Linked DNA regions of Mus musculus: region 2 is linked to region 1. Evidence: chromatin contacts called from ENCODE Hi-C or POLR2A ChIA-PET data. All regions are on one chromosome and are shown on one strand. The core of a region is the stretch at or near the end of the contact, and the rest is flanking DNA. Distances in the headings are between cores, read along the strand shown. Region 1 overlaps Mef2d (myocyte enhancer factor 2D). Region 2 holds the start of Lmna (lamin A).

Region 1 (4,649 bases), core at 552-3,051:
TGGGCAAACACACTCTCATCAAAACATACCTTCATCAAACAGGGTTCACTGTTTGTCAGAACACAGCAGGGACCCTCTGACTTTGTCAGCAATGACTGTTGTCTGTGCATTGGCCTTCCTCTGAGGGGAAGCTCTCAGGGGCTTTTACAAGCAAGGCCCACCCCTGGGAACAGGTGAAGATTTCCTTTAGCCTTAGCTCCCCACCCCCAACTGCAGGCTGACAGGTGGAGGAGAAGAGTAGGAACAGCTGGGCCAGGACACCTGTTCCCCACCCCACGCCTAGCCAAAGGCTTGCCATGGGGACCATACAAGAAGAGTTTGCCAACAGGCAGGCAGGTGTGGGGGCAAAAAGAAAGGGGTCCAGATGTCAAGGGGAGAGACAGAGCAAGAAGCACCCTCTTCAAGATGCATCACCCTCGCCTACAGTACAAGACAGAGAAGGAAGGCAGGTAGGACCAAGGTCAGCCCTCTAACTCCCTTGCTCAGAGCCCCTACTTCACATTCCATCTACTGGAACAGGAAGAACCCAGAAAAGAGGTCTATTCCCCTTGCCACCTGCCCCCACCTCCACCCTGTTGAACCTCTTGTCTAGTCTTTATTCATCCAGCCTTCAACCCCAGTCTGGGGGAGGAAGATAGCACTAGGAATAGCAAAGGACCTAGGACCTAGGATGTCTGCAGGGCAAGTTTTAAGGACAGGAGACGGCCATGTCATCCCAGGGTCTGGTGGTCCCTTCCAAGCCCCTTCCACTCTTTATCCCCACACCTTAGGTTTGGCTAAAGATCCTGATGGAAGGTGCACCTGTGACACTCTCACTGAACCCATCTTCTCTAGAAAAGGCAGAGGCTGGAGGGAGATAAGGCTGTCCTCCCCCCACCCTCCCTGCTCCCTTCAGACCTTCAGTCCCCTTCCTGTCTGCCCCCAGCAGCTGGTCTGGGGGCCTCTGTGTGTCGCTGACTCCTGCTCCAGGGCTTTGCTTTGGGGCCTCTTGAAGGAATTACTGTCTCAGGAGTCAGAACAATGCACCCTCAAACTAACTAACTCTCTCTCTCTCTCTCTCTCTCTCTCTCTCTCTCACACACACACACACACACACACACAGAGAGAGACACACACGACCTCTGAGTGCTGTACCAGCCTAGACTTCCTGCTCCTTCAGATGCCTTCTTTCTTTCCTCTCTTTCTGCCTGCCTGCCTGCCTGCCTCCCTCCCTCTCACTCTCCCTCTCCCTCTCTCTCTTTCTCTCTGTGTAGCCCTGGCTGTCCTGGAACTCTCTCTGTAGACAAGGCTGGCTTCAAACTCAGAGATCCACCTTCCTCTGCCCCTCAAGACTGGGATTGAAACCGTGCATCACCACCTCCTGGCATCAGATCTCTTTTTGACAAGAGCCCTCAACGCCTCACAATAGACTTTTCATTACATAACTCCTTCGCCTTTCAGCCTCAGTTTCCCCAATACCAAAGACCTGTAGCAGACAGAACCCTACCCAGCCTAGGATCTTCACAGAGATAACAAATGGTACCCCCCCCCAGATCTGGGGATCCCAAAAGTCCTCATTTTTGTGTCTGAACCATGCACCCTGTTTTAAACTGGGTTGTGCATGGGTGATGCTAGAGGGGCGAGTTAGGGACAGGCAGGACACGCCTTCCCTGTGGCATGTTGTCTGCCCAATGCTAGGGGAGTGGCCCCAGAACACCCAGGGGCACCAAGCCAAGGTCAGTGACCAAGCCTAAAGCTCAGGGCCTCCCGGGAGGGTAAGTTTAAATGAGTAAATATGGTCCCGCCTGGGTGTGGTTTGCCACAGGCCAGAGCTTGGGGCAGGTCACTCCCTTCAGTATCCCACTCAGAAGGGGCTGTCAGCCACAGTCAGCTGCCTCAATCCATGCCATACTAGCAGGACTGCAACTCTGTCCACTGGCAATCGGAATAGGGGTGGCATGTGGCCTTGGCCTGGACAAAGCAAAGGTAGATGTGAATGCTTTGAAATCCTAAACCTAGGATTTGCCCCAAAATGCAGTGGAGTAGCTTCCCTCATGGAAGCTGGAGCCAGACAACAGCAAGGACCATCAAACACAGATGCCTATGCCACCAAAAGGGAGCTCCTGCACACCTGGAAAACTGAGGCTGAGGTGGGAGAAGGGGCAACTTACCCAAGGACTCAGACCAGGGTGGGGGGCAGTGGCAAGCCAGGGAACAGAGCAGCAAGGGAGGGTGGAAGTCGGCCAGTGCTCCCTGACTCACAAAGCATGCTCTCCACAGACAGGCCCTGCCTGCCCATCTGTGCTCTGACCTCAGCCCCTGCTTCCAGCCCAGGCTCTCTGGGTTCTGTGAGCCTTTCGCCTTCCTGCCTCCAGTCCCTCACCACCCCCCACTCTCCAATCCTTTAATCATCTTTACCACCACTGCCCCCACCCCACCCCCCACAGTGCAACAGCTGCTCTGTGGGTGTCGCACCCCAAGGGTGCACTGCACACCTTCCCGTATGTGTTCCATGACCTGCTGCAGACTGCCATGTGCAGCTGAGCCCACAGGAGCCCACAGGAGCCCCTCAGCAGGATTTCTGGGGAGGGGGCTCAGAGGTCAGTCTTCTCACAGCTCCAGGACAACTCCTCAGAATATGTTTTGTCCTAGGCAGGGAGAGATGAGAAAATATTCCAGGAGCCAAATAGCACCGGCCCACTAGGCCAAAGGTCAACAGCCTTTTTAGCAGAGTCACTGGAGAATGCCTGAGATTCCCCTCTTTTTCCTGGCCAAGTTAAAAGCTATCTTTTCCCTAACCTGGTTTCAATGGAAGTTCTGATATCCAGGCTCCATCCAGCCTTCTCTTAACTGTGTAGACAATGTCAGCCACCACACAGCCAGATGTCTGCTTATATAGCACAGCTTCTAGCAGCTAATGCCACCCCCTCCCCAATGAGTAAGTCACCAAACTAGGACAGGAGGACAGAGAGGGTTAGCTGGACTCTGGCCCCATAAAAGCCACCAGTGATTACAGCGATGCGGAGGCTGTGCGGCATGCGACCATTCCTCCTTCCCACTTCCCTGTAAAGGGAGATAATTTTCTCAGGCCAGGTGTCCTGGCCAAGGTCTCAAGGTTTGGGGAGAGCCCACCACCACAGATCCACAGCCCTAGATCTGACCCTGGCCGATGGCTTTGGGCCTGCCTCAGATCATCAGCCCCATTAGGGAACCTGGACAACACCAACTGTACTTGTGACTCATAGTGTCCCCCTTGTCTGCAGCTCTTCTGTAGGCCACACAATTGTCTAGGTAGGGGACAGAGAAGTGGAGGCAACAAAGAAAAAAGCCAGCCTACCAACTCAACTCTAGTGTGGACCTGTGCTAGGCCAGAAAAACCATGGAGAACAGGAAACTCAGTTGGCACAGAAGATAAAGCTAGGAAGATGGACAGACCTCCAGGCCAAGGACATAAGGGCCAAGGATGCTGCAGCATAGGCCCCTTTCCAGAGCAGGGTCAGAGCAGGGCCTCAGTGAACTTAAACCCATCCCCCGGTCCAGCTCCCAACCTGGAGAGACTGCCTCTACCTTTCAACACACCACCAAGGAAGACCAGGAGAAGAAAGAAAAAAACCTGCTGGAGAGAGATTATATAACGGCAGCCAGCCAGCCTGTCACATCGCCCAGCCTAGGAGGTGCACTAGAAGCTAGAGAGCCAGAGCAGAGAGCTGGGGCCCTCCAGCCCCATATCACCACACAGAGGGGGATGGGCAACCTGCACCTGCCTCCTGTCCAAGTCCCCCACACCCTGTTCCAGCCACTGGGCTTAGCAGAGGCAGCACAAGCCCTGTGCCCATCCCCCAACACGAGGCTTCCCATACTTTCTGTCTGGGTCCTGTTTCTTCTCTAGGCTCACGCCTGCATGAGCAAGGCTTGTTGTGTCTTTATTCTTAATCTTTAGAGTCTCTCCCTACATGAAATATATGGCAGAAAGAGGGAAGACATAAGTCTGATACAAAAGCTGAAGTGTGACCTTAAGTAAAATGCTCTACCACTTTGGTAAGTATGGGAATGAATGAAAGCTCCTGACTCCCTAAAAGTACACGCAGCAGTCACACACAGGGTCTATGTATGAAGGGCACAGCAGTCACAAACAAAGAACATGACCACTGAAATCCCAAAGCCTCAGTGTCCATTTCTGGGGTATATGGGAAAAGTGCTCTACAGAAGCTCCAGAATTCCCCAACCACCCTACATAACAAGGTTCTCAGCCACTCCCACAATCATCCCACCCCACCCCCATCCTGGAAGACGCAGGAAGGAAATTCATTCACAGGCAAGGCCATGGGAGTTGGGACAGCCAGGCTGAGCACTGGGGCTCGGTGGCCAGAGGCCAGAAGCTGGGTGTCTGAGAACACTGTCAGGTAACTCGCCAATGCTCCCCTCGGCGGATACCTACCGCGGATACAGGGAGACGAACAGAAGGTGGACAGCTCCCAAGGCCAAGCGCACTCAGTAGGCTCCTCTCCGAGATCCGGCCAGAGCAGCCCAAGGTCACCGTCCCAGACGGCAAACTTCCCACAGTCAGGCAGCTCAGACCCACTGAGGGCTAGGGGGAGGGGTAAGATCCACCACTCACACAGCCAAACAGGCCTCGGAGGAAACTCACACGGGTAGGGCAGGAGGGAACG
Region 2 (4,649 bases), core at 924-3,423, 360 kb before region 1:
GACTCCCTCTGAAGATCAGATTTAGGACTAAAGCCATCTTGATTGTAGTGGTGACACAGATACTTTGCTAAGAGCTCAGTACAGTTTGGGATGAAAGCCCTCCTTCGTACCTTTTCCACAAAATGGGGGCGGGTAGGATAAGAAGGGTTAAATGTGGTTTTGCTACTGAAGCCAGGAAGAGAAGCCAGGCCAGGGAGGGATTGGGGGGTGGGTAGGAAGGGCTGAGACAGCGGGAACAGGGAACAGCATGAGCCCCACTGCTCACGTTCCACCACTGGCTCACCCACCCGCCTCTGCTTCTTGGTTAGGAAGTAGGGGAGGGAGAAGCAGAAGAAATGGTTTTTGCTGTTGTTTTGTCTGGGAAGTTGAATGGCAACCACACAGCCCGAGGGACTACAGGGAAAGGAAGCCATGTCCTAGGTTCCCTCCCCTAGATGCATCCTGGGTCCTCACCACACTGGAGTCACCCTCACAGAAATAAGAACTCTCCCAGAACCCAGCGCAGTGGCAGTGGCACGTGCCTTTGATTCCAGCACTCTGGGGGCAGAGGCAGGCAGATCTTTGAGTTCGAGGCTGGCCTGGTGTACAAAATGAGTTCTAGGACAGCCAGAAGTTCATAGAGAAACTCTGTCTTGAAAAAACAAAGCGCCAGGCGCACGCCTTTAATCCCAGCACTCGGGAGGCAGAGGCAGGTGGATTTCTGAGTTCAAGGCCAGCCTGGTCTACAATGTGAGTTCCAGGACAGCCAGAGCTATACAGAGAAACCCTGCCTCGAAAAACCAAAAAAAGAAAAAAACAAAAAAACAAAAAAACAAACCCCCCCCCCACCACCAACAACAACAACAAAAAAAAAAACAAAAAAAAACAAAAAAAGCAGCAGCAACAACAAAATCTCTTAAGAGTCCCAACTCAAGCCCACTGCCTGGACCTGCAGGAACTGCAAGCTAATCAGCAATGGACAGGGGAAAGCACATGGCAAAAGGGGAAGGAACATGGCAGAAGGGGATGCCAGGGCCAGTAAGGCTTAGGCTAGGGTTACAGGAGAGGATTAGACAGCTGATCGGGAGTCTTTGATGGAGGCTGGAGACCCCGGGACATGGAACCAGGGGACCAGGTTACTGTATTGGGAGATCATCTAGTCAGGGCCCACCCAGAACTGGCTAGACAGGCATGCAGTGGCTGAGGAGGGGGTAGCTTTGCTGTTCTTGCTCACACCGTTTAAGATGGAACCAGGATGGAGACCCTGCATTAACAACCCTCTGACCCCGTTCCTCTTTTCAGGCCCTTCTCGAAGCCACAAAAATCTGGAACCTGGTGTCCTGGCCATGTGCTGAATGCACGCACAGCACAGCTCTGGTATCTGTTTTAAATTATCCATTAAAATAAGTACAGTCCTGGAAAAAAATAAGTACAGTCTTGGATTTGGTTGGGTGGAGTGAGCTGAAGAAAGGGGCTGAAACGAGGGATTTCAGCAGCCCCTTTTTCCAGCTGTCTAGGTCCAAATGAAAGGGGAGGGGGGAGTGGGCGGGGCCAACTTCTGGCTTCTATTCTTGGCCTTCTCTTGGGGACTGAGGCTTATTTCTTAGATCTAAAACCCAATGTTTGGTTTTAAAGCCAAAAATATAAGGGAAGTGCATAGGTTTGGGTTTTGTTTTTTGTTTTTTCCCGAGGTCCTTGATCTTTGCCCCCAAATTTGAGGGCATAAAGTAATCCCTCAGTTACCTAAAAACACAGCCATTCCTTTGCCATTCCACTCTCCTGGATTGGCCGCTTCTGTGCGCGGGGGAGAGGTGACTCACTATTACTACTGAGGAAAGGGGAGCCAGTGGTGGAAGTGGGGTGAGTCACTGATGGGCAGCAGCTTCAGCCCTCCCCCCAACTTCCTTGGCTCTCTGGGGATGCCTGATCCTCTCCCTCACTTTGCACCTACTTCCCCTGGTCCCTCACCACTACCCTTTGCCCACCCACTCAAATTCTTTGGCTCTGCTCTTTACTCCAGAAGGCCAAAGGCAAGCTTAGAGTTGAGTAGGCAGGAACCAACATTGTGAAGCCCCAGGCCAGAAAGGGGTGTTCTGCAGAGTGAGGGTTGGCATGCTGGCTCCTCCTCACCATACCTGCCCCCGCCCCTTTGGGTACAGGATGGCTCCTTTAAGAGCAGTGGATCCACCCCCTGTAGAGGAGGGCCTATTAGAGCCTCTGCCTGGCTGTCAGTGACTCAGTGTTCGCGGGAACGCTGCCTCAGCCTCAACACCAGCCAACCCAGATCCCGAGGTGCGCCAGCGCCCAGCCCAGATCTCCACGCCTGCCAGGAGCGAGCTTCGCCGGCTCGCTGTCCCCCTGAGCAGCCTCTGTCCTTCTGTCCAAGTCCCGCGCCCTTCTCGGGACCCCTGCCCAGCGGGCAGCACTGTCACCCTGCCGGCCATGGAGACCCCGTCACAGCGGCGCGCCACCCGCAGTGGGGCGCAGGCCAGCTCTACCCCACTGTCGCCCACTCGGATCACCCGGCTGCAGGAGAAGGAGGACCTGCAGGAGCTCAATGACCGCCTGGCCGTGTACATCGATCGCGTGCGTTCCCTGGAGACCGAGAACGCGGGGCTGCGCCTTCGCATCACTGAGTCTGAAGAGGTGGTCAGCCGAGAGGTGTCCGGCATCAAGGCGGCCTACGAGGCCGAGCTGGGGGATGCCCGCAAGACCCTTGATTCTGTGGCCAAGGAGCGCGCCCGCCTCCAGCTAGAGCTGAGCAAAGTGCGTGAGGAGTTCAAGGAGCTGAAGGCTCGGTGAGTGAGGCCCGGCCGGCCGGCACCAGGGAGGCAGCAGTCGCCTGTAACTGGCCATCTAGTCCCCTCCCTCCCCGGAACTGCCTCCCGCGGGTGACTGGCAGTGCCAAGGGTAATAGACATGATAGGACATAGAAGGGAGGGGGTCTCTGTGAGAGGGTGGGGGATATAAAGAGTGGTGGGGGCATTGAGACCAAGTAGCGTTGGTGACAGGGCCTATGCTGTCAAGGTGGGATTTTTCAGTCATTTGGAGCTTGGGGGATGGGCTTGAGGAAGGTAGAACAGGCTCTACCAGGTCTTGGAACTCCCGAACGCCGCCCGGGACACATCAGAATGGGTGAAAGGGTTTTATTAGAACTTTCTTGGTAGGTTTGGCACTTTGCCAATCTTGCCCAACGTGGCTCTGAACACATGATGTCCACTAAGACATAGCGCCCACACTGACATTTGTCCAGTGGTACTGTAATGGAGTTACCAAGGCTGCATAGCCCCTTTCTCCCATGGCTGTGTAAGCACGGCCTTCTCCTGGTTCTTTCTAGGAGCTGAGAATGTCTGGAGCTTTTCCTAGACTCTCAGGCCCACCAGAAGCACACCAGGAGATCTGCTCCCCCGCAGCTCCCACAGCCCTTGGCCTCCCTGGTCGAGGAATGCAAGGGAGGGTGGGGAGGGAGACCGGGCACAGAAGCTAATGGCTCTGGAAATTCTGTTATGCCTGAGTCGGGGACACCCCAGTCTGGGCCCTCTCTGTTTGGTGACTTAAGGGTTTTGGAAGCTCTGTCCTTTCCTTGCTCAGCCAGCGAGCCACTTTCATTTTTCTAGTCAAGCCAGACTTTACTCTGGCCCATCCTCTGAACTGTTGATGTCTTGATCTTACTAAACCTCTGGAATACAATGACATTTTTGAAATCCAGCCGTTAGGGAGCCTCAGGCCACTCCCATTGCACCCATCCCTACCCCACCCTACCCCACCCTACTTGGCTCCACCTACTTTCTAAAAAGGCTTTCCAAAGCCTGGAAGTTTGGGCTCTTGCTCCCTGTACTTCCATTTCGCTCTGTGTCTGTGGTCTTTTCTTCTATGTTGTAGACCCAAGACAAAGAGCTTTGGACATTGGACGTGCGCACTGATACCTAAGGGGCTGGTAGCTTTGACTTCTCTTCCTCTTTTTCCTTTTTGCATTATCTTCTGACAAAACCCACTGTGTATCTGTGGTTGGTCATTCTATTCCTTACCAGATTCCAGCCCTAGGTGGTGAGTATGGCAAGCCCATTGCCTCAAGTGTGAGCAGAGGTCATGTGCACAGATGGGTCCAGCTTTTCTTTCTGCTAACAGGAATTAGCTGCCTTTTCATCCATCCACTAGGGATATGAACACCTTATCAAGAAATACATGAGGCAAGTTAGAGGAGTCCCAGTGAGTTAACTAGTTAGTGATCTAAACTAGTTAAGTCAGCCACCAAAGCTCTTGCAGATCCTGGTGTAGAACTTGTATAGTAGATGTGGGGACAGGGACAGTGGAATCTATAGCTTCTTGTTCATCTAGCCATGCCAGTCTCCTGCCCCCAGTGCAGCTGTCCAGCCTGGGACACCAGGTGGTGTGTACACACGTTGGGTAGGGGCTGGGTGATGTGTGGACTTTTTAAATTTAGCCACCTGCCTCTATTCTCCACTGATGGTAACTGAGGAGGCTGGGCTTCCGGGAAGGGGGTGGGTATACACACCTAGGTCCCTGCTGGTGGGGTGGAGCAGAGGCTAAGTGCCTGACCTTCTGTGTCCATCATAGAAGACCACGGCTGCTACCCCTTTCTATAGCTGTTGAGCTCAGACTGAGGTGGAGAAATGCCCTGGAAGTCTGGGGAGGATGAAAGGCATTGT

What was found. A loop is a pair of places that touch in the nucleus more often than their neighbours do. ChIA-PET counts read pairs that join two places held with the same protein, here RNA polymerase II (POLR2A).
Region 2: a map of T-helper 1 cell shows a loop between it and region 1 (4-fold over the local background). The contact joins the promoter of Lmna here to the enhancer-like site in region 1. A Hi-C loop is called at or near these places in 3 of 37 maps with a recorded cell type or tissue (T-helper 1 cell, T-helper 17 cell and gastrocnemius). POLR2A ChIA-PET finds 5 or more read pairs at or near these places in 2 of 5 experiments (both embryonic stem cell).

What each region holds. Positions count from the first base shown.
Region 1 is chr3:88,143,268-88,147,916 of GRCm38, reverse strand. The region is part of intron 1 of Mef2d (myocyte enhancer factor 2D); the gene reads right to left. Among named protein-coding and RNA genes, the nearest start is that of Mef2d, 3.2 kb to the right of the region's middle. Within about 2 kb of position 1,801, at least 1 of the 3 ENCODE cell types and tissues checked has a DNase peak (open chromatin) inside an H3K27ac peak, as active enhancers do.
Region 2 is chr3:88,500,876-88,505,524 of GRCm38, reverse strand. Lmna (lamin A) reads left to right here and starts at 2,173. Exons shown (of 12, transcript NM_001002011.3): 1 at 2,173-2,777. The coding sequence starts at 2,422.